2 separate regions of the Homo sapiens genome follow, and region 1 is linked to region 2. A link is an interaction called in ENCODE POLR2A ChIA-PET data of the cell type or tissue named here. Cell type or tissue: HepG2. All regions are shown on one strand. Each heading gives the region's core, and the rest is flanking DNA. Links, peaks and the distances in the headings are about the cores only.

Region 1 (10,897 bases), core at 5,100-7,599, 70 kb after region 2:
TAGTAGAGCCCATAAAAAGTAACAATGATTGAGGCCTCCCAACTAGTTGCCTTTATAAAATAGCCACTATTTAATTTTCCCCATAAGCTAAATGCCTTGGAGCCTTATATATGTTTAGATTATATAGTAACCTTGGGCAAACAACTGTTAAAATCTTCAACCCTCTCCTACACACACACACCCCCATACACATGTACTTCACAGAGTGAAGAAATTACCAGTATTTCTATTACAACAGATTTTGGCTTTTTGAAGAAACGCCAATACCTGATTACCAGCATTCTTATTCTTCTGGCTATATGGGAGCCAGGGCCAGCATTTCATTTGAGTCAGTTAAACATGGTTAACACTAACAGGCTAAAATATCAGATTTGAAAGTAAAAACCAGGCCAGGTGCAGTGGCTCGCACCTGTAATCCCAGCACTTTGGGAGGCCAAGGTGGGTGGATGGCCTGAGGTCAGATGTTCGAGACCAGCCTGGGCAACATGGCAAAACCCCATCTCTACTAAAAATACAAAAAACTAGCCAGGCATGGTGGCACATGCCTGTAGTCCCAGCTACTTGGGGGCCTGAGGCAGGACAATCGCTTGAACCCAAGGGGTTGCAGTGAGCCGAGTTTGCACCGCTGCATGAGGAAGACTCTGTGTCCAAAAAGAAAAAAAAAATTATTTTGTTTCCATAGAGTTTTGTTTGCAGTGTCACTATGTTACCAAAATCTAGGCAACTCTAACCCCATGCACCGTGCTCAGAGAGGGCCTCCCTTTCCATAACTGCCTCCTGCATCAAGCACTCTATGTAAACGGAAACTCTAAATCAATTCCAAATGAGGGGCAAATTTTAAAACTGTGCCACCACGATGAATTAGGCCTCTCCAAACCTGAACTGCAGTAGAAATTAGGTTCAAAGACGAGATAATGGCCTTATATGGAAGAAACTACCATACGCCTTCCTACAAAATCACATTTTCCTACAGAAATCAAATGACCCAGTGTCCTACGTGGAATGCTTTAACAATTCTAGTGGTATTATTTTGATATTATTTTCAAAAGTCCATGGAAAGTTCATAAATGATCAGTCAGCAGCAAAAAGAAACTTTCTGGCGTCCATGTCATTTTCTAGCGCCCCATGGTCCAGGTCCTAACACGATCAATGGACGCAGCCCTGTCTCTGCTCTGAATCTTTCTCTGCCATTGATTTGCCAGTTGTTTCATCAGATGGCAGCCTTGGCCTACTGTGCCTGAGTTGCTGCCTTCATAAAGAACAAGTAAGTTGTCATAAATCTGGCGCAGTGGAGGGACGCTCTGGCGACAGATGACTCAGGTTTGAACATGGGCTTCTCCACTTACTTGACTTCTCTGTGCTTCAGTTTTCTCATCTGTAAAACTGGGATGATAACAGTACCTACATCTCAGAGGATTGCTGTGAACATTAAATGATGTAACACATATAAAGTGTTTAGAACAGGATCTGGTTCTTTGAAAGCTCTTAACGCATGATGACTATTATTACATTCCTAAAATGAGAAAAAAATATGAAATTTTGAAAAAAGGTTATTTAAAAAGGAAAGCCTAAGCTTTCCGGTTTATTTAAAAAGGAAAGCCTAAGCTTTCAAACCAATTGAAACAGACTGAGTCATATGATTGTCTTTGGTGAACACAATGGCAATAAGAAGTCAAGTACCAAAGGAACATAAATCATTCTACCATAAAGGCATATGCACACGTATGTTCACTGCAGCACTATTCACAATAGTGCAAACATGGAATCAAGCTAGATGCCAATCAACAGTAGACTGGATAAAGAAAATGTGGCTCATATACACCATGGAACACTATGCAGCCAAGATCATGTCTTTTGCAGCAACATGGATGGGGCTGGAGGCCATCATCCTAAGCAAACTAACACAGGAACAGAAAACCAAATACCGTGTGTTCTCAATTATAAGTGGGAGCTAAACAATGAGCACACATGGATACTAGGAGGGGAACAACAGACACCAAGACCTACTTTGAGGGTGGAGGGTAAGAGAAGGGTGAGTCTCAAAAACTACCTATTGGGTACTATGCTTACTACCTAGGTGATGAAATCATCTGTACAGCAAATCCCATGACACACAACTTACCTGTATCACAAACCTGCACAGTGCCCTGAGACTAAAAGTAAAAAAAAATTATCTGTTGGGTGTAATGTTCACTATTGAGGTGATGGGTACACTAGAAACCCAATCCCCACCACTACAGAACGGGACACGTGCACCTGCACACGCACCCCCCAAATCTGTGATACCACACAATCAATAAATACATAGAAGAAGTCAAGTATACTAGAGATGAGAGTTCACAAACTCAGGCCTGTTATCTTTAGACTCCTCTCCCCAAGAAGGAAGAGTTACTGTGGGCTCTGGAGGCCCCTAAAATAAACATACCTCTTTCCTCCCTCCTGGAAGTTTATATTATTTTAAAAAGTCATCAGTATAGATGATCATTTAGCAGGAGACAGAGTTTGAAAACTATGTAACTTAGTTTATTCAAGGATGATTTATATAATAAATTCTTAAGACAGATATATGAGAATCAAATTTTTACAAAATATCTCAAAATTAAAAATGTTTTTAAAGTAATGTATGCCCTTTTAGGAAACACAGTTTACTAGGGGAGACCAGCAGCCATCAATATTATTCTCTGCTAATATTGTAGCAAGCATCCTTTTTTTTCTTTCCTGTGAAGTTTTAAACTGTCTAGACCAGAAAATACTTACATTTGAGGTTATATCCTGCTTTTTTATCACTTAGCATTAATTATATCATGAGCACGTCCCCTGAAACATGGGAAACATTTTACAAATGTTATTTTAAGAGACCACACAGCATTTGATCAAATAGATTGATCATAATTTCTGTAACCATTTCCCTAATGCTGAACATGCAGCTTCTTTCTAATTCTTTATAATTATTTTTTTTAAATGCTTCAGGAAATACTTTTGTGCATTAATCCTGGTAGTTAGGATTATCCCCTTAAGATAGATTCCCAGAAATAGAACTACCAGGTCAAGGAGTAAGAATAATTTTAAGGTTCATCACACTGCTTTCCAAAATGGTATTAATTTATCCTTCATTATATGAAAGAATATCACATTTTACAAAATCTTTGTTAAGCTGCATCAAAAATGGTAGCTTACTGTTGTTTCGATTTGCATTTATTTGATTACTAATGAAGTTGAACAATTTTTCTTGCGTTTGGTAGCCATGTGTGTTTGTTTCCCCTTTTGCAAAGTCAGTTCAACTGCCTTTGTCCCTTAAACTACTGCGGTCTTAATGTTGACATTAGCAATTTGTATTAAAAATTCTATATTAAAGATATTCATGCTTCGTTGTAATTTTTTACATTCTCTGCAGATTGTCGCCTGCCCTTTGATTTTGTCAACGTACAAATGTTTTCTGATATACAGAGTTTAATTTTTATGTAGTCAAACCTGTCTATATTTTCTCTTGTGATACCTTCTATTCTATCAAGCTTAGAAACTTCTTTATCCATATATTTCCTTCTAGATTTTTTTATATATATTTAATCCTTTTTGTTTGCTTGTTTTGAGACAAGAGTTTCACTCTTATTGCCCAGGTGGGTGTGTAGTGGTGTGATCTCGGCTCACTGCACCCTCTGTCTCCTGGGTTTAAATGATTCTCCTGCCTCAGCCTCCCGAGTAGCTGGGATTACAGGCGTCTGCCATCACGCCCAGCTAAGTTTTGGATTTTTAGTAGAGATGGGGTTTCACCATGTTGGCCAGGCTGGTCTCGAACTCCTGACCTCAGGTAATCCGCCCGCCTCGGCCTCCCAAAGTGCTGGGATTTTACTCTTTTCAATGTTGGGAGGTAACTTCTCCCCAGCATTCTACCCAAATATTGGTGGCATCTTATCACAGGAAGAGCCAGATTACAAATGAACAAATATTCATATTTATGCATATCTGGTTCTTATCTCTTTTTTTTTTTTTTTTTTTTTTTTTTTTGAGACAGAGTCTTGCTCTTGTCACCCAGGCTAGAGTGCAGTGGCACGATCTTGGCTCATTGCAACCTCCGCCTCCCAGGTTCAAGCGATTCTCCAGCCTCAGCCTCCCGAGTAGCTGGGACTACAGGCACCTGCCACCACACCGGCTAATTTTTGTATTTTTAGTAGAGATGGTGTTTCACCATCTTGGTCAGGCTGGTCTCGAACTCCTGACCTCAGGTGATCCACCCACCTTGGCTTCCCAAAGTGCTGGGATTATAGGCATGAGCCACCACGCCCAGCCTGGTTCTTATCTCTTATAGGGAGACTGAGGCATCATAAGCCTAAGGGAAAATGACTACTTTCTTCAAATCAAAGAGTATTTTATAAGAATGCTGAGATTTTAATAGACATCTGTAAGAAATGTAAAAAAAAAAAAAAACAAAACAAAACATTCAGGGAAAACTTATAGGAAAAGATGTCCTATGTATAAAACCAAAGTGGATACTGGAACAGGAATTAGGAATTGGTGTTCTCAAAGTTGGCAGAAGGTACTCCCGGGAAAATGAGAAGCTGTTTCCAGTGCAAGTGCAGTGCCGTGACTGCTTGTGGGATGTGCTAATGGGCACCTGTGAGGCTGCTGCCCTGTACCCTCCAATCTAGAATCCAGGCTAAAGACCCTGCAGCCAGTGTTACAGGAAAGATTACAAACCAAATGGCTTAGTTCTGATAAGACCTAGGCAAAAAAGAAGGAAGAAGTCCTGACAAGAGAGTCCCAGCAATCTGAGCACCCGGCTGTGGAGCCCTCGGGGGAACATCCCATAGGCTGCTGATATGGTCTGGCTGTGTCCCCTCCCAAATTTCATCGTGAATTGTAGCTCCCTTAATTCCCACATGCTGTGGGAGGGACCCAGGGGGAGATGACTGAATCATGGGGGCAGTTTCCCCATACTGTTCTCATGGTAGTAAGTCTCACGAGATCTGATGGTTTCATAGGTTAATTTCATCTTGAATTGTAGCTCCCATAATTCCCACGTGTTGTGGGAGGGACCGGGGAGGAGATAATTGAATCACGGGGGTGGTTTCCCCCCATACTGTTCTCACGGTAGTGAGTAAGTCTCACGAGATCTGATGGTCTCATAGGAGTTCTCCTCTTTCACTTCACTCTCTTTCTCTCTTGTCTGCCACCATGTAAGACGTGACTTTCACCTTCCACCATGATTGTGAGGCCTCCCCAGCCACATGGAACTGTGAGTCCATTAAACCTCTTTGTCTTTATAAATTACCCAGTCTCATGTGTGTCTTTATCAGCAAAGTGAAAACAGACTAATATGACTGCCTTCAACTTTGTTAACACACAACCTTCCAGCTCTAGAGAGGACAGGTCTCCTCCCTGCCACAGAGAAGGCGCAAGGTTCTAACTTCTGGGGGATCACACAGGTGGTAGGGGGCTTACCTCTAATTTAGGAGCCCCTTGAGAAAGAAAACTCTCAGCGGACATCTAGAACAAGAACACTCCACAGCCTGAGGTTCACGAACCCTGAGATCACCCAAATACCCATTTCCAGCACATCCAATTGTTAGTGTAAAATCGTCTGTAAACATTGCTTCTTTGTGGCTCAAGAATAACAGTGAGATAAACTTTAAATGACAGTTTGCTGTTTTGTTATGGAAATGTTAACAAGGTGTGTTTGGCCTAGGAAACATCATTATCTTTTGTTTTCCTGGGGAAAATGATATTGAAAAGTTAACCAGAGTTCACTTTCCAGACCTGGAATAACATAAGAAGAGATTTATTATATCATATTTCCCAGGATTTGAACAAAAGCATCAACAATGCAAGATAATGACAGTTCACCATTTTTATTATGGTAAAATACATGTAAACTTGACTATATTAGCCACTTTCAAGTGTGCAGTGGCATTCAGTACGTTCACATTGCTACGCAACCATCACCACCATCATCTCCAGAACTTTTTCATCTTCCCGAATTGAAACTCTGTATGTTAAACAATAACTCTCCATTCCCCTCAACTCCAGCCCCTGACAACCACCATTCTACTTCCTGTCTGAGTCTGATTACTTTATGTACCTCGTGTAAGCAAAGCCATACAACATTTGTCCTTTGTGACTGGCTTATTTCACTTGGCATCATGTCTCCAAGGTTCATCCATGTTGTAGCCTGTTTCAGAATTTCACTCCTTTTCTGAACAATATTCCATTGTAAATACATAGACCACATTTTGCTCATCCATCCATGATGGACACTGGGCTGTTCCCACCTTTTGGCTACTGTGAATAATGTTGCTACGAACATGGGTGTACAGATATTTGTTTGAGTCCCTGCTTTCAATTCAACTGGGTTTATACCAGAAGTGGAACTGCTGAATCATATGTAATTCCTTGTTTAATTTTTTGAAAAACTGTCGTATCATTTTCCAAAGCAGCTGCATGATTTTACATTCTCAGCAGCAACACACACATGTTCAGTTTTAAAATCTGTACATCTTTGTAAGAGGAACTAACTTGGGAGCTAGTTCCTTAAAACATATCTTCGTCATCAGTTTGCAAAGCACAGAGGGAAAGTTGAAATGTCTCTCTGAATTGAGCTATTCAGTCAAAACCAAACATGATGGTAGGAAAGTAAGATCTTGGGACAAATAGGGGCTATTCGAGAGAGAGGTGGGCTTTGCTGGTTCCCAAACTGGCCTCACTTCCTGCCTACTCTCCCGGCTTCACCGACCACACCCCTGTTCTACTGTGTCTTGAATTTGCCTCTTTTTTTTTTTTTTTTTTTTTGGAGATGGAGTTTCACTCTTCTTGCCCAGACTGGAGTGCAATGGTGCGATCCAGGCTCACTGCAACCTCCACCTCCTGGGATCAAGTGATTCTCCTGCCTTAGCCTCCCAAGTAGCTGGGATTACAAGCGTGTGCCACCACACCTGGCTAATTTTTGTATTTTTAGTAGAGATGGGGTTTTGCCATGTCGGCTAAGCAGGTCTCGAATTCCTGACCTCAGGTGATTCGCCCACCTCGGCCTCCCAAAGTGCTGGGATTACAGGCATGAGCCACCGCGCCCGGCCTTGAATTTGCCTCTGATTCCAATTTCAGTGTTGATTAACCTCATTCATCCTCATCATTCAAACTTGAATTTCCTCAAGATCAGAAAAATAATCCTCAACCACAATTTTCATCATATCATCTAGAGCTCAAAAACATGAATTCCACATCCTTTGCCTGTTCTTCAAGGCCCTTAACCAACTTTCCCTATCATGTGTCTAATAAATGTTCTAATAACTCTTTATTATCATCTCTTATAGCCACGAAAAGTGTGTTACACTCTCATCAACCTCCCCCTCTCCAACATAATTACTCAAACCCACTCAGAAAACTGAAACACCAAGAGCCTTCCAATCCACATTCTCCTAAAGTACAGGTGGGTGTACTGAGACTTCTGTCAAGACAAGAACCTGAACCTTCTCTTGTACTGTCTCTCAAGCTGGTTAAAAGAAAGCGACCACAGCAATACTCCTCTGCATTAACCAAACCACTAGTTATGCCTAGTGTCAAAGGTCTTTTTTTGTATAAATGTATGGGGTCCAAGTGTAATTTTGTTACATGGACATATTCCATATTGGTGAAGTCTGAGCTTTGAATGCATCCATCACTGGAATAAACTACATGGTGTCCATTCAGTAATTTCTCATTCCTCATCAACCTGCCCCATCTTTGCAATCTCCACTGTCTGTCTTTCTCTATTGTCCATGTGTACACATTATTTAGCTCCCACTTATAAGTGAGAACACGCAGTATTTGTCTTTTTGTGTCTGACTTGTTCCACTTAAGATAATGGCCTCCAGTTCCAGGCAAAGATCTTATCATCTTTTCTTCTAGAGAATTAAATTACTTAGAAAAGTACCTGGCTTGGCTGAGTGCAGTGGCTCACACCTGTAATCCCGGCACTTTGGGAGTCCAAGGCGGACAGATCATGAGGTCAAGAGATCGAGACCATCCTGGCCAACATGGTGAAACCCTGTCTCTACTAAAAATACAAAAATTAGCTGAGCGTGGTGGTGCGCGCCTGTAGTCCCAGCTACTCTGGAAGCTGAGGCAGGAGAATCACTTGAATCCAGGAGGTGGAAGTTGCAGTGAGCCAAGATCGCGCCATTGCACTCCAGCCTGGGCTACAGAGAGAGACTCTGTCTCAGAAAAAAAAAGAAAGAAAGAAAGAAAAAAAAAAGTATTTGGCTTTTTATCCAACATTACCATAGTTCCTTTGGTGATGATGATGATGATGATATAATAATACTCTTTGCATCTGATGTCACTTTAATTGACAAAACACTTCTGCTATTTCATTTGATTCTGTCTGAAAGATAAGCAGGGCAAGTACTAAGAGTCCCACTTTACAGAAGGCCAAGTTAGAGATACGTAACTTACTGCCTGGCTAAGTAACAAGAAAGGAAGTTAGACTAAAACCTCCAGGTGTTTGGACTACTGACGTCATGACCTCTCACCTTTGACTCCTACACCCCCTTTCAAGCTCACTTTCTCAGAACAGCTACTGTCGACAGAATTCACTGGGCTGCCTTTCACCTCACAGATGCAGGGAGCTTATTGTATCCCAGGGAGTAACTTATTAAGGCTGTTTAGCTGGTTTAGCTGCACCCAAATAAAGCAAAAAATGAAGAAACTCAGTAAGGTGCTCGCAGACAACATTTAACCCAAGGTTACGGAAGCAGGGTCCATTCTTTGCGAAAGTGGCTTTTCCTTAACTGTCGAGGCTGTAGCCGGCATCACTAGAACCCAGCTCGGCCCATGACTCATCGAAGGGGGCATTCTGTTGATGTGGCTGTTATTTGGAAAATTAGCGCACGTGGGAGAAGGGACCATCTTAAGAAAATATAGGGCCAGGCGCAGTGGCCCACGCCTGTAATCCCAGCACTTTGGGAGACCAAGGTGGGTGGATCACGAGGTAAGGGGTTCGAGACCAGCCTGACCAACATGGTGAAACCCCGTCTCTACTAAAAATACAAAAATTAGCTGGACGTGGTGGCGGGCACCTGTAATCCCAGCTACTCAGGAGGCTGAGGCAGGAGAATTGCTTGAATCCGGGAGGCGGAGGTTGCAGTGAGCTGAGATCACGCCACCGCACTCCAGCTTGGGCGACAGAGTGAGACTCTGTCTCAAAATAAAATAAAATAAAATAAAATAATAAAAAGAAAATATAAATAGCTTTTCTTTAACTCTCAAGGTTGTAGCCAGCATCACTAGAACCCAGCTCAGCCCATGACTCATCAAAGGGGGCATTTTGTCGATGTGGCTGTTATTTAGAAAATTAGCACACATGGGAGAGGGGATCATCTTAAGAAAATATAAATATTAGAAATACAAGTGAATAAACTGGTGGTAAATGGAATCCTTGAAGCTGGTCTGTAAATTGCCAGATGACAGCTCATTCCTGTGACACACAGTTGGAGTGTCCCACTCCTTCAGACTTTGCTGAGAGAAAAGACAGACCACAGTGTTTGTTGATTGACACAAAGCTGACTTTTGGGGTAATGACAGCCTCAGAAAGCATGTTTAGATCCACTTAGTCCCAACACAACTTGTACCTTTCGATTTTATCCAGACCCCCCTCCCTTCCTTGTGCTATTCTTGAAGGTTGGAACCAGGTTTCATTAAGTATCTCCGCCACCTGATTACCTGAGGTCAGGAGTTCGAGACCAGCCTGGCCAACATGGCGAAACCCCATCTCTACTAAAAATACAAAAACTAGCCAGGTGTGGTGGCGGGTGCCTGTAATCCCAGCTACCCGGGAGGCTGAGGCAGGAGAATCGCTGGAACCCGGGGGGCAGAGGCTGCAGTGAACCAAGATTGCACCACTGCACTCCAGCCTAGGCGACAGAGCAAGACTCTGTCTAAAAAAAAAAAAAAAGTATTTCCACCACCTTAGCACACAGCAGAATGTCAAAAATGTGAGTTGAATAAATTTGAATTGAATGATTAGCATAATCCCAGAGAAGCAATAAAAAATTTGGCTCTGAACGCTAACTATGGATTTGGATGTCTAGGATTCCAATCTGGAATCCCCTGATCTCCCATTGTACTGGGCTGCAAATAGCCACAGAAATGTCTAATTAAGTGCTCTGGGCAGACTTCTGCAGTGCAAGCAAGACGCTCTCTATCTGCTACAGCAATAATAAACCTCTGTCTACCATCTCAGATTTAGGAGGAAGCAACCTGGCAGCCACACTCGCCAAAAACAATTCACCACTCATTACACAGCCACTGTTTTCTCAGAGATATAAGGTTTGGGTGCACCTCCGTTTATAGTAAAAGAATCCCTGAGAAGTTCATTTTAATTGCATCAATGAGAAACTGCTCTCTTGAAGGTAACAATGGCTAGATTATTTTGTGATGAGAAGTAACACTCCATATTTAATTTGTTGCATAAATTCAGATTTTAAAATTTTGACTCCTATTTTTACACAGGACAGATGAGTACATTTGATTTTCAATACTTTCCCCCAAGATTTTAAAATCAAATAGCAGATGAAAGAACATTAAAAGTGAACCTGCTTCCCCAGAGATTATAAAGACACATTTGTGTACCTGTGTGCACAGATGACGACGCACATGTGTACACACAAACGCCAAGGCCAGAGTCTAAAGCCAACCCAGGATCCACTCTCCATTCTCATTCAATGTGCTATAGGGCTGAGCTATTTCTTGCAATATGTCCAAGATGTTTTAAGACCTGGCCTGGAGCTCATGTTACAAAGTATTAAAGTTCACCTTGACACTCTACCATTCAATTTGCCTTTGTGATTAGTGCCCCAAAAGGGAATATCCTACAAGTTCATTCCATCCAGTGACTTCTACCTTGTGTCACTAGTCTTGGATTTTGGTA
Region 2 (10,897 bases), core at 5,006-7,505:
TCGGCCTCCCAAAGTGCTGGGATTACAGGCGTGAGCCACCGTGCCTGGCCAGGGCTCTTTTTTTTTGTTTTTTTTGAGACGGAGTCTCGCTCTGTCCCCCAGGCTGGAGTGCAGTCGCTCGATCTCGGCTCTCTGCAAACTCTGCCTCCTGGGTTCACACCATTCTCCTACGTCAGCCTCTAGAGTAGCTGGGACTACAGGAGCCCGCCACCACACCTGGCTATTTTTTGTATTTTTAGTAGAAACGGGGTTTCACCTTGTTAGCCAGGACGGTCTCGATCTCCTGACCTTGTGATCTGCCTGTCTCAGCCTCCCAAAGTGCTGGGATTACAGGCGTGAGCCACGGCATCCAGCCTGGGGCTCTGTTTTTTTTTGTTTTGTTTTTTTTTTAAGAACAATAATCTAGAACAAGTTGGCATGACACTGAGACCAAAAGTTTCCATTTTCTTTGAATAACACTTAAATAGTGTTAACAGTGAAGAGATCACAGTGAACTCCAGTTCTCTGTTTGCCCGAACAGAAAACAAAGATGTAGTCATTTGGGGCAAGAAGCATATATGTTTAACCACAAATCCAACTATTAGAGATACCAATAAAGACAGTCATCAGCATTAGTGAACATTCACTCTATGCAGTAGTGTTTTACGTACATTGTCACATTTAGGATGTTGCTGAAGATATAAGAAAGGAAAAAAATAGAAGAGACGGAGTATCTTTTTTAAATGGTCATTTACCTTAAAAATGTCTTTTTAAAAAGAGCTTAGAATTCTTTGGTGATAGACCTCGTAATATACATGCCAAGCACTGCTGTTTTATAAAACACAAGTCTATCATGGAACACACTTTGAAGAGAGAAACAATACACTATTGTGTCTAGCAAAGTTTTGGTCAAAATCTCAGTTTTGCATGTGTTTGTATTTAGAGAAATAAGTCTGCCTTAACAATTCTTTAATCAGTGGCATAATAACTTAGAAGCTGCCATCTGTGAGTTGAATCATCTACATACTGGAAAAAACTGCTGAAGATCCTGAGGGAAAAGGCTCAGCGTGAGAAAGCTAAGCAGACACACACAGAACGGACCACAAGATGACAAAAGAACCGGTTAACTCCTCCAATCAGCCAAAGTTATTTCACATTCTGACGTCTGTTAACTAACTGTGTTTCTCTTCTTGTCAAAATGCATTTTTTGGAATCAGCCACACTGGTGAAATGATGGATGCTAGACTCTAGGAGAAGAATCCTCCACAGTGCTTACCTTTTTTGGGGAAATGGGTCTGGCAAGTCCCATGTCTCCCAAGGGGTCTAGGAAGCCTAATAGTCTATAAGCTCCTAGACCAATTAACCTGAGTCCTGAGGGCAAGATGCAAATGAAATCAACAGCAGGCGCTGCCTTTCATCTTTCTCTCCCTAGTGCCCTCCTAGCACATACTAAGTATTCCATCAGTGTTTGTGAGATGTATCTGCGTATCTCTTTGAACAGTTCATGATAGATGCCTGCAAACTGCTCACTAGAGCGTGTCAATGCATCAACCGTGCTAACATTATGACTACTGAGTGAGAAGGGAAGCACCGAAGTGCCAAGAACCCAAACCTAGAGCTCGATACAGCACTGATGAAGGAGGCATGGCTTCAGATGCAAGCCCTCTGCCTTCCCTTCCGAGTGGAACAAGCAATCAGGATGTGAACCCCTGCGTAAAGAAACACAAGATTTCAGAGAAATTAACAGCTTGGAAGAAGGAGCACAAGCAGAGGGTGAAGCAGAAGGCATCAGCAATCCACTCTTCAGGGCTAACGAGGGACCCACCTCCCAGTGGATGTTTCTCCTACCGTACTGGGGCTACAAAAGCAGTGACCTGTAAGTCTGATGCAGTCTTCTGAAGTTCGCTTGTCATGACACTCCTTGACTGCACCCCGCCATGAATCACTGAATTACAAGGATGATGGTAATAACAAGAACAATGAATACTTACAGAATTTTTCTTATGTGCCAGGTATGGTTCTAAGTGCTTTAACATACACACATATGAACTAATGGGGATGAAGTTCTCTCCCTAACTAAACCCTAAACACTGGTTGGAATGTCACTGGTGTTGAGGCTGCATGTGAATAGAGCAGCCTGCTCTGTGAAATGAACATCTGTCTTTCATCCTTCTAAAAATTCCATTCTACTTCCAGAGAAAGACTCAAGAGTCTCTCATTAAGAACTCATTCCTGGCCAGGCGCAGTGGCTCACGCCTGTAATCCCAGCACTTTGGGAGGCCGAGGTGGGAGGATCACTTGAAGTCGGGAGTTTGAGACCAGCCTGGCCAACATGGAGAAACCACGTCCCTCCTGAAAATACAAAAGTTAGCCAGGCGTGGAGGTGCATGCCTGTAATCCCAGCTATTCGGGAGCCTGAGGCAGGAGAATCGCTTGAACCCCAGAAGGTGTGGGTTGCAGTGAGCCAAGATCGCGCCATTGCACTCCAGCCAGAGCAACAATAGCGAAACTCCATCTCAAAAAAAAATAAAAAACAAACAAATAAACAAAAAAAGAACTCATTCCCTCACTGCAGACTCTACCTGGAAAAGAAATTAAAAAGTGACGCACAGGTAGATGTTCAGAAGACCCGCCCCATGTCTTCCAATGTCTCTTAAAAGTCAGCAAGGAAGAAGCAGCTCTCACCAAGGAAATAAAATTGTATGCAAAGCAAAATCACAGGTAATCAAAATGAGAAGCCCCTGAACTTTTCTTCCATCAGCCGGACAGTTGCTTTCATAGTGGCTGTCTCCTATGTTCTGTACAATAATGATTCCTGTGTATTTCGGTGTATATATCACATGAGAAAAATAAGGCTCTCCAAAGACAAACACAAAGACATGCCCGATCTGTGTGTCAGCATGGGAATCAGAGGTAATAATGTGCTCGTCACACCTCAGTGCAGACAGGATATTTGAAAAATGTTAACAACACTTATCAGTGACCAAAGGAGCATGAGGCAAACTGCTGTGGAGAGAAATAACTCTAGTGTTGGATCCAGGGGCCATCGGTATCTCCCAGATTTTGGGCTTCTGCATGTGAAAACCATCAAGAAATACAAGGGTTGAGCCGGGCATGGTGGCGCACGTCTATAACCCCAGTACTTTGAGAGGCCAAGGTGGGTAGATTGCTTGAGCCCAGGAATCTGAGGCCAGCCTGGGCACATGGCAAAACCCTGTCGCTACAAAAAATACAAAAACTAGCCAGGCATGGTGGCGCATGCCTGTAGTCCTAGCTATAGAGAGGCTGAGGTGGGAGGATCACTTGAGCCCAGGAGGCAGAGGCTGCAGTAAGCTATGATCACGCCATTGCATTCCAGCCTGGGCAACACAGCTAGACCCTGTCTTGAGAGAAAGAAAGAAAAGAGAGAACGAGAGAAAGAGAGGGACAGACGGAGGGAGGGAGAGAGGGGGAGAGAGGGAGAGAGAGGGAGGGAGGGAGGGAGGGAGAGAGAGAGAGAGAGAGAGAGAGAGAGAGAGAGAAAGAAAGAAAAAGCAAGCAAGCAAGCGAGCGCGAACAAGCTGGGCGCGGTGGCTCATGCCTCTAATCCCAGCACTTTGGGAGGCCAAGGTGGGCGGATCACCTGAGGTCGGGAGTTCGAGACCAGCCTGACCAACATGGAGAAACCCTGTCTCTACTAAAAATACAAAATTAGCCAGGCCTGTAATCCCAGCTACTCGGGAGGCTGAGGCAGGAGAACTGCTTGAACCTGAGAGACGGAGGTTGCGGTGAGCCGAGATTGCACCATTGCACTCCAGCCTGGGCAACAAGAGTGAAACTCCATCAAAAAAGAAAAGAAAGAAAGAAAGAGAGAAAGAGGAAGGAAGGAAGGAACGGAGGAAGGAAGGAAGGAAGGAAGCAGGGAGAGAGGGAGGGAAGGAAGGAAGGAGAGAGAGAGAGAGAAAGAAAAGAAAGAAAGACAGAGAGGAAGGAAGGAGGGAAGGAAGGGAAGGAAAGGAAGGAAGGACAGGCAAGAGTTGACATCTGTGACTCTGTGATTGCATCTGTTAGCCAATCAGTCATCAATAAGCATCTACAGAGAGCTATGTCCAGAGTCCTAGGCTAAAAGACAAGAAGGCTATTGAGTTAATAATCTAATAACAAAGATACTGTGGCTGAAGTCCAGAAACTTAATGATGTGTGTCTGCAGTCGGGAGCTTGGTTCTGTCTGTGTGGGTTGAGCACCCACCCCATCCAGGCCCAGTACAAGGGAATGCCAATACAATTAAGACACAGATGCCAGCATGACATTTACACTTGGCAGAAGGTAACAGATGTGTGAGAAGTACTTCCCTCTTCCTGCCAGTCAAAGGAAGGAAATTCCACCAGGTGGTGTGAGCACTGACCGCAAACCGGTACACATGCCTCCAAAGTTGTTAATCCTATAGGCCTCGTTGAAATGCATGTATTAAACATGTTCTATTTATAAAATGTCAAAGTATACTTATTGCTTATTCCTTCCAGTTCCCTAGAGGGAGTCCAACACACTCACTTCTCTTCTTACAGGTACCTGAATCCCAGAAAAGGTAAGTGACCTGCACTTGGGCCAGGAAGTTAGCAGAAAGACTAGGATAAACCTCCAAGCACCTGCCATGGGTGCTGGCCACACTCCATATCTCAGTACTGCACTGGCCTGAATTACATTATGCTCTTCAGTGACAGAAAGGCCCAAGAATGTTGCATACTTACAGATTAACCAGCACTGTTTCCTGATTCTGCAGGCCACGCTTCTACCGAAGCCTATGGGAAATGAAGGGAGGGGCAGGCAAACAGCCCACTGAGAGAGTCCAGCTTCTCACCATCAACTCCACCAGTGTTCTGTTACCTCCTCTCCTTGCCTGGCTCATCAGGCTCTCCTCCGACCCCATCCCACCAAAAAAGCAGCAGGAGGTACATCCTTTCACCTCTCAGATAAATGAACAGCATCCTGTCCCACTATGCTATGCCTCAGTTGTGCCACACTTCAAGAAACTCAGTAGAGAAAAGCTCACCTTTTTTTTTTTTTTTTTTTTTTTGAGACAGGACCTCGCTCTGTCACTCATGCTGGGGTGCAGCAGTGCAATCTTGTCTCACTGCAGCCTTGACCTCCTGGGCCTAAGCAATCCTGCTGCCTCACCCTCCCAAGGAGCTGGGACTACAGGTGCATGCCACCATATCTGGCTAATTTTTTTTGTATTTTTTCCAGAGACAGCATTTTGCCATGTGGCCCAGCCTGGTCTTGAACTCCTGAGCTCAAGCGATCTGCCCACCTTGACCTCCCAAAGTGCTGGGACTGCAGGCATGAGCCAGCCTGCCTGGCCAAGCTCACCCTGTCCATTAATTATCAACATTCAAGAGGCTTCTGAACATCATAGGAGGTTGACTAGCAGGTTCTCAGTGGGTGAAGTTTGCTTTTAGTGACCAGGCACAACCAAACCCAGTATTCTCTCCCCTGTTCTTTAGTATCAGCATGCTCACTTCCTCCGGCCTTATTCTCTAGAATCATGACAACTGATCTGACAAGGGTATTTATGTTCATTGAACTGGCCCTCACAACCCTGCCTGGTAACACGTGTGCATTTCAGCGATGGAGCCTCAGTCCTCACCGTCCAATGGGAAGGGATGTGGTGGGGCGGGGAGGCCAGTGAGATAAGACATTGGATATCATGATTACTCCATCTCTATTCCTCAGTCCGCACCACCTAGGCAGGCACTGTTGGGGCTAAGCTCCAACAAATGTACAACAATGAAGAGATAATAATGTACAAAAATGAACAGAAGAACTGAGTGGGGAAACACCTTAAGAAATCACCCATTCCAAAGCCACTTCTTTCAGTGATAAGCAGAATGCAGCCAGCACTGCCATGTAACTTCCCATACCCACCCAGCTAGGGGCACAGCTTGAGGTCTAACATCTCCCAACCCATGGAGCAGGCTCAGCGCCTGGGGGGCTGTTGCAGAAACTGGACTGGCACACATGTTGCACGAAGCGAGGGGCACCTGTGATTTTTATGTGGCCTTGCTTTTACTCTTCATGCCAGAGGCCGATCAGCATGCCACACACTGCAGAGGGCTCACGCATGGGAAAACCGGAGCGGAGATGGGTTAAGCAACCTGGCAGACACACGGTGAGTCAGCAGCCATCACTTCTGCCTCTGCCTCCCAGCCACTTGCTCTCACCCCCGCCCGTGGGTCCTGCTTGTTCTGATTTCATGCCCCCCCACCATGCTGTGCTCCTGTAGCTGCCTTGCTATGGTTATCCTTGGCAAACCCCAGTGTACTGTTACCCCAGGCCCGGGTCAGATGCTGTGAGAAGGCTCTTGGAATGAGACGCCACAGCTCCACGCAGAGCAGGTGGAATTTGGAAAGGGGCCAGTTGCTAATCACAGTAAGACAAACTTTCATTTTAGTCTCTATTTTATGGATCCCATTTGTTTACCTGCTCATTTTTGCAGGTTAGCCAGGAATGAGCTTTGATCCTGCTCCAATACCAACACCACTGTTTGCCCACGGCATTCAGCAAAGGAAGCTTGGTGAGAGAGGCAGGTCAGAAATGAGCTCCTGCTTTGGGTCCCCAGGGCACCCAGGCCTCCTCCCGCATGCACTCTGGTACCTGAAGTTCACATCTCACGGGGCCCCAGAGGCCCAGTATGGTTGTTTGTCTCTTCTGTGTCAGACCTGCCTTTCAGTGGGATGGACAGCAGCTCCTAGAAGGGGCTCTGTCTTACACCTCTGGACGCTGGGGCTTCATGTACAGCGAACTCCATAAACACCGTAGGTGGTGACGAGGAGGAGGAAATCATAATGAAAGCAAGGTGATGACAAACTCAGCACTGTCTAGAACAGTAGCCACGTCAAGCTCCCTAGGACCCCAGGCCTGGGCTGCTCTCAACTCACCACCGGAGAATGTGACAAGATCGAGAAGCTTCTGAGCAACATTTTTTTTTTTTAAGACAGAGTCTCACTCTGTCACCAGGCTGGAGTGCAGTGGCATGATCTCAGCTCACTGCAACCTCCGCCTTCCCGGTTCAAGCAATTCTCCAGCCTCAGCCTCCCGAGTAGCTGGGATTACAGGCATGTGCCACCATGCCCAGCTACTTTTTGTATTTTTAGTAAAGATGGGGTTTCACCATGTTGGCCAAGCTGGTCTTGATCTCCTGGCCTCAAGTGATTCGTCCACGTTGGCCTCCCAAAGTGCTGGGATTACGGGTATGAGCCACTGCACCCGGCCTGACCAACTTTCTTGATCACAAATATCTACCCCTGTCCTCTGCCACCTAAGCAAGGGCCACTGTGATGCTTCTAGACACGGGAGGGCTTTGGTGGGAAGCTATTTCTCCTGTCCAGCCTTCCTCCAGGCTGATGTGCAGCAAAGCTTTTCACACGACGGGCCCTGAAGAGTAACTCGTTTAACGACAAAAATTCAAGGACCATGGAGAAAAGTGTTCCAGTCTCTTCCCACTCATTGAGAGGTGAGCTGAGATGACATTTCAGATGCCCACACACGTATTCCCTCGAGGCAGGGGATATCATCTGTCAATCCCATGTAAACAAAAGGAGTCAAACTCTGTAAAATGTTTGAAGAGACTTATTCTGAGCCAAATATGAGTGACCGTGGCCTGTGACACAGCCCCAGGAGATCCTGAGAATGCGTGCCCAAGTGGTCGGGCTATAGCTTGGTTGTATACATTGTAGGGAAACACAAGAGGTCAATCAATACATGTAAGATGTACATTGCTTTGGTCCTGAAAGGCAGGACAACTCAGAGGATTGCTGAGGGGGTTCCTGGTCACAGGTGGATTCAAACACTTTCTGATTGGCAATTGGTTGAGTTTATCTAAAGACCTGGAATCAATAGAAGGGAGTGTCTGGGTTAAGATAAGGGGTTATGGAAACCAAGGTTCTTATTATGCAGATGAAGCCTCCAGGTAGCAGGCTTTGGAGAGAATAGATGGTAAATGTTTCTTATCAGACTTCAAAAAGTGCCAGATTCTTAGTTAATTCTCTACTGGATCAGGAAAAAGACCTGGGAAGGGAAGGAGATTCTCCACAGAATGTAGATTTTCCCCACAAGAGACAGCTTTGCAGGGACATTTCAAAATACATCAAAGAAATATATTTTGAGGCAAAATACTTTTATTTCTTTTGGGGCCGGCTATCTGTCAAGTTGGTATCTCATTGCTACAAAGAGTCCGCTTTGTCAGTCTGAAGTCTCTATTTTAATGTGAATGCTGGTCAGCTGTGCCTGAATTCCAAGGGGAGGAGGCTGTAATGGAGGCACGTCCCACAGCCCATTCCCATCACCGCCTGGATTAGCATTTCAGGCTGACTTTAGAATGCCCTTCGCGGAGAGGAGAGGTCCATTCAGTTGGTTGGGGAGCTCAGAATGTTATTGTTGGTTTATACCCACCTGGGTCTTACAAAAAGTCAACCAACTCTCCTAAAAGTGGGGAAGGCTGAGCAGCACTGGCCAGGGGCAAGGACACAGGACCTCAGCACTGCAGCCCTCAAGGGCTAACCTTGGCCTCAGCTTCCTCATCCGGACGATGGGGCTGTTGGACTCAGGGAAGATGAAGGTCCCTTCTAAATCTAACATTCAACATTTTGCTTCCAGGTGTCCTGAGACAATGTGCACATCAGCTTCTTGTTTGCAGCTAGTACATGTCATGGACCCAGGTTACGTAAAGTCAACTCAGGATTTGATGTCAAATCCCAAAATGTTAGCCATATTCCTGGTCTGCAGCAGGGGTGACCTGGGAGCCATTTGAAGAGAAGGATCTTAGATTTTACAGATGAGAAATGTAAGACCTTGAGACGTCAAATAGCTTGTTCGAAGTCACACAGCTGAGAAGGGCATACCCAAATCCCGGCCCTTTCCAGCACAAGGCAGGTAGGAAGGAGGGAGGGTAAGCAGCAGAACACCAAAGGCAGAAACCAATAAAAAGGAAGGAAAACTTCCTTACAGTGGCTTTAAGTGACTCATTTAATCTCTTCATGCTTCCTCATTTCTACTTCTCAAGGAAGTATTTCAACCATTTACTAACTTTAAGTACCATGAAGGAATGGGTTATGTGAAACCAAAGAAGAACCATGTCTAACAATTTAGAAATTGCTACTCTCTGGGCAAAAAAATAAGAATACATTAGTGGTACCATCTTGTTAAAGGGAAAAAAACAATTTCCATGTCCCCAGATTTTCTTAAATGGTTTTTATGTGAGATTTTGCATCTATAATATACTGCTGCCTTCAAGAGTTTGTTTTAACTCTCAGAACAGGAATATCTCAAAAGAAGACAAACTGATTTTTGTAAGAGAGCCTGGCAGCACTGCCTTCTGGATCTGCCTTTACAGCACGAAGCCACTGGGTCAGCTCATGTGTGGGCAGTGGGTTGTAAAGGGCTGTGTAATCGTACCAAGCAAAAAACATACAAATCACATGATGTACAAAGTGCTTTTGAGAATGAGCATGTGAAAATAAGGGAGGGCTCTCCAAAAGGAAAACTCACAACCTGACCATGTTTCTGATTTCAATCTAAATGGGTTTCACACAGCTCCAATCAGGAATCTCAACAGGAATGTTCAGAGACTTCTCCTCCAAAGGACACTGGCTGTAATGAAGCTGGACACTTAGTTGATTTTGGCCGGTGGAGAGATGGATAGAGGGTGTGTTGGCCCATGTTGCGCTGCTATAACACAATACCTTGGACTGGGTAATTTATAAAGAGCAAAAACTCATTTCTTTGCAGTTCTGGAAACTAGGAAGTCCAGGATCAAGAAGCCAACATCTGGTGAGGGTCTTCTTGCTGGGTCATAACATGGTGGAGGGCATCACATGAACAAGAGAGAGCAAGAGAAGGAGGCTAACCTCATCTTTTTATCAGAAACCCAAGATAATTCCCAAGATAATGACATTAATCCATTCATGAGGGCGAGTCCTCACCACCTAATCACCTCTTAAAGGTCTCACCTCTTAACACTGTTACGGAGGATGAAGTTTCCAACATGTGAACTTTCAGGGACACATTCAAACCACAGCAGAGGGAATGTTTACTTTTAAAGTAAAAATAGGGTTCGTTTTTGTTAAGAAAATGGAATTGCTATGTCATAAGCCATGCTCCTGAAAGGTATACAGTTCCAAACCTGAAACAGGCATGGCAAAAGCCCACACAAGAATAGCTGCCTGCATAGCCCCCAGGGTACAGCCCTCTTGGAATGCACTGGCAGCAAAGGACACGGGCCTCATGTGGGGCATCAGAACAGCTCCACAAAAAATTACATGTGATGTCATAGCACGTAACTGAGATCAATAAAAGGGGAAGACGTATTTCCTCCCCAGTCACTCTTCCCCCAGAACTAAGAACCTGCCATTCTTATATGCACTTTTGGAAATCTCCACAAGTATCTTTCAATAGGAACTGCTCAGACCCAAAACCTGAGCTCATCATTTCAGCCAGGATGCCTTTCAAAAATAAGTCATCATTCGAAAAGAATGTGTTATTTTTCCTTTAGCAAAAAGGAAAGCCCTCCTCCCCCAACCCCCTTTGTTAATTTTCATAGAATCGCCTTTACCCTCCCCCTGTAAAACATGAGGAAATTCCAATTTTTTGCTCTGGAAAGTTACAACGCCTGAGTAGTTCTGGGTACGATATCCAGCAGAAATTACTATATGTCTACCATGTGCCCAGCACGGCCACTTATGCCACCCTATCCATGGGACATATGCAACCTAATAAAATTCTAGAAATAAAGTTAATCAGAAAGAAAAACTACTGCTAAAGTCAATGCGTTACAGGTCATCTTCTCAGTAAATATTGAATGATCTAGAAAATGCCCATAATGTTAAAGAAAAAAAACAGCACTTCAGCTGGGTGCAGTGGCTCACGCCTGTAATCCCAGCACTT

What was found. Peaks named below come from ENCODE experiments on the same cell type or tissue, not always from the same donor. Only the 100,000 strongest peaks of a DNase experiment are listed, where the experiment ranks them.
Region 1: POLR2A ChIA-PET joins it to region 2 with 5 read pairs; 2 of 35 experiments call an interaction of 5 or more read pairs at or near these places.

What each region holds. Positions count from the first base shown.
Region 1 is chr1:245,184,168-245,195,064 of GRCh38, reverse strand. The region is part of intron 2 of KIF26B (kinesin family member 26B); the gene reads right to left. Among named protein-coding and RNA genes, the nearest start is that of KIF26B, 35 kb to the right of the region's middle. RefSeq lists an enhancer at 1-33. In HepG2, for the core only: no CTCF peak of the experiment used is centred there; no DNase peak of the experiment used is centred there.
Region 2 is chr1:245,254,071-245,264,967 of GRCh38, reverse strand. All of the region lies in intron 2 of KIF26B (kinesin family member 26B), which reads right to left. Among named protein-coding and RNA genes, the nearest start is that of KIF26B-AS1, 25 kb to the right of the region's middle. RefSeq lists enhancers at 5,610-6,477, 7,346-8,213, 8,214-9,083. In HepG2, for the core only: no CTCF peak of the experiment used is centred there; a DNase peak (open chromatin) is centred at 6,487; H3K4me3 peaks cover 535 bases.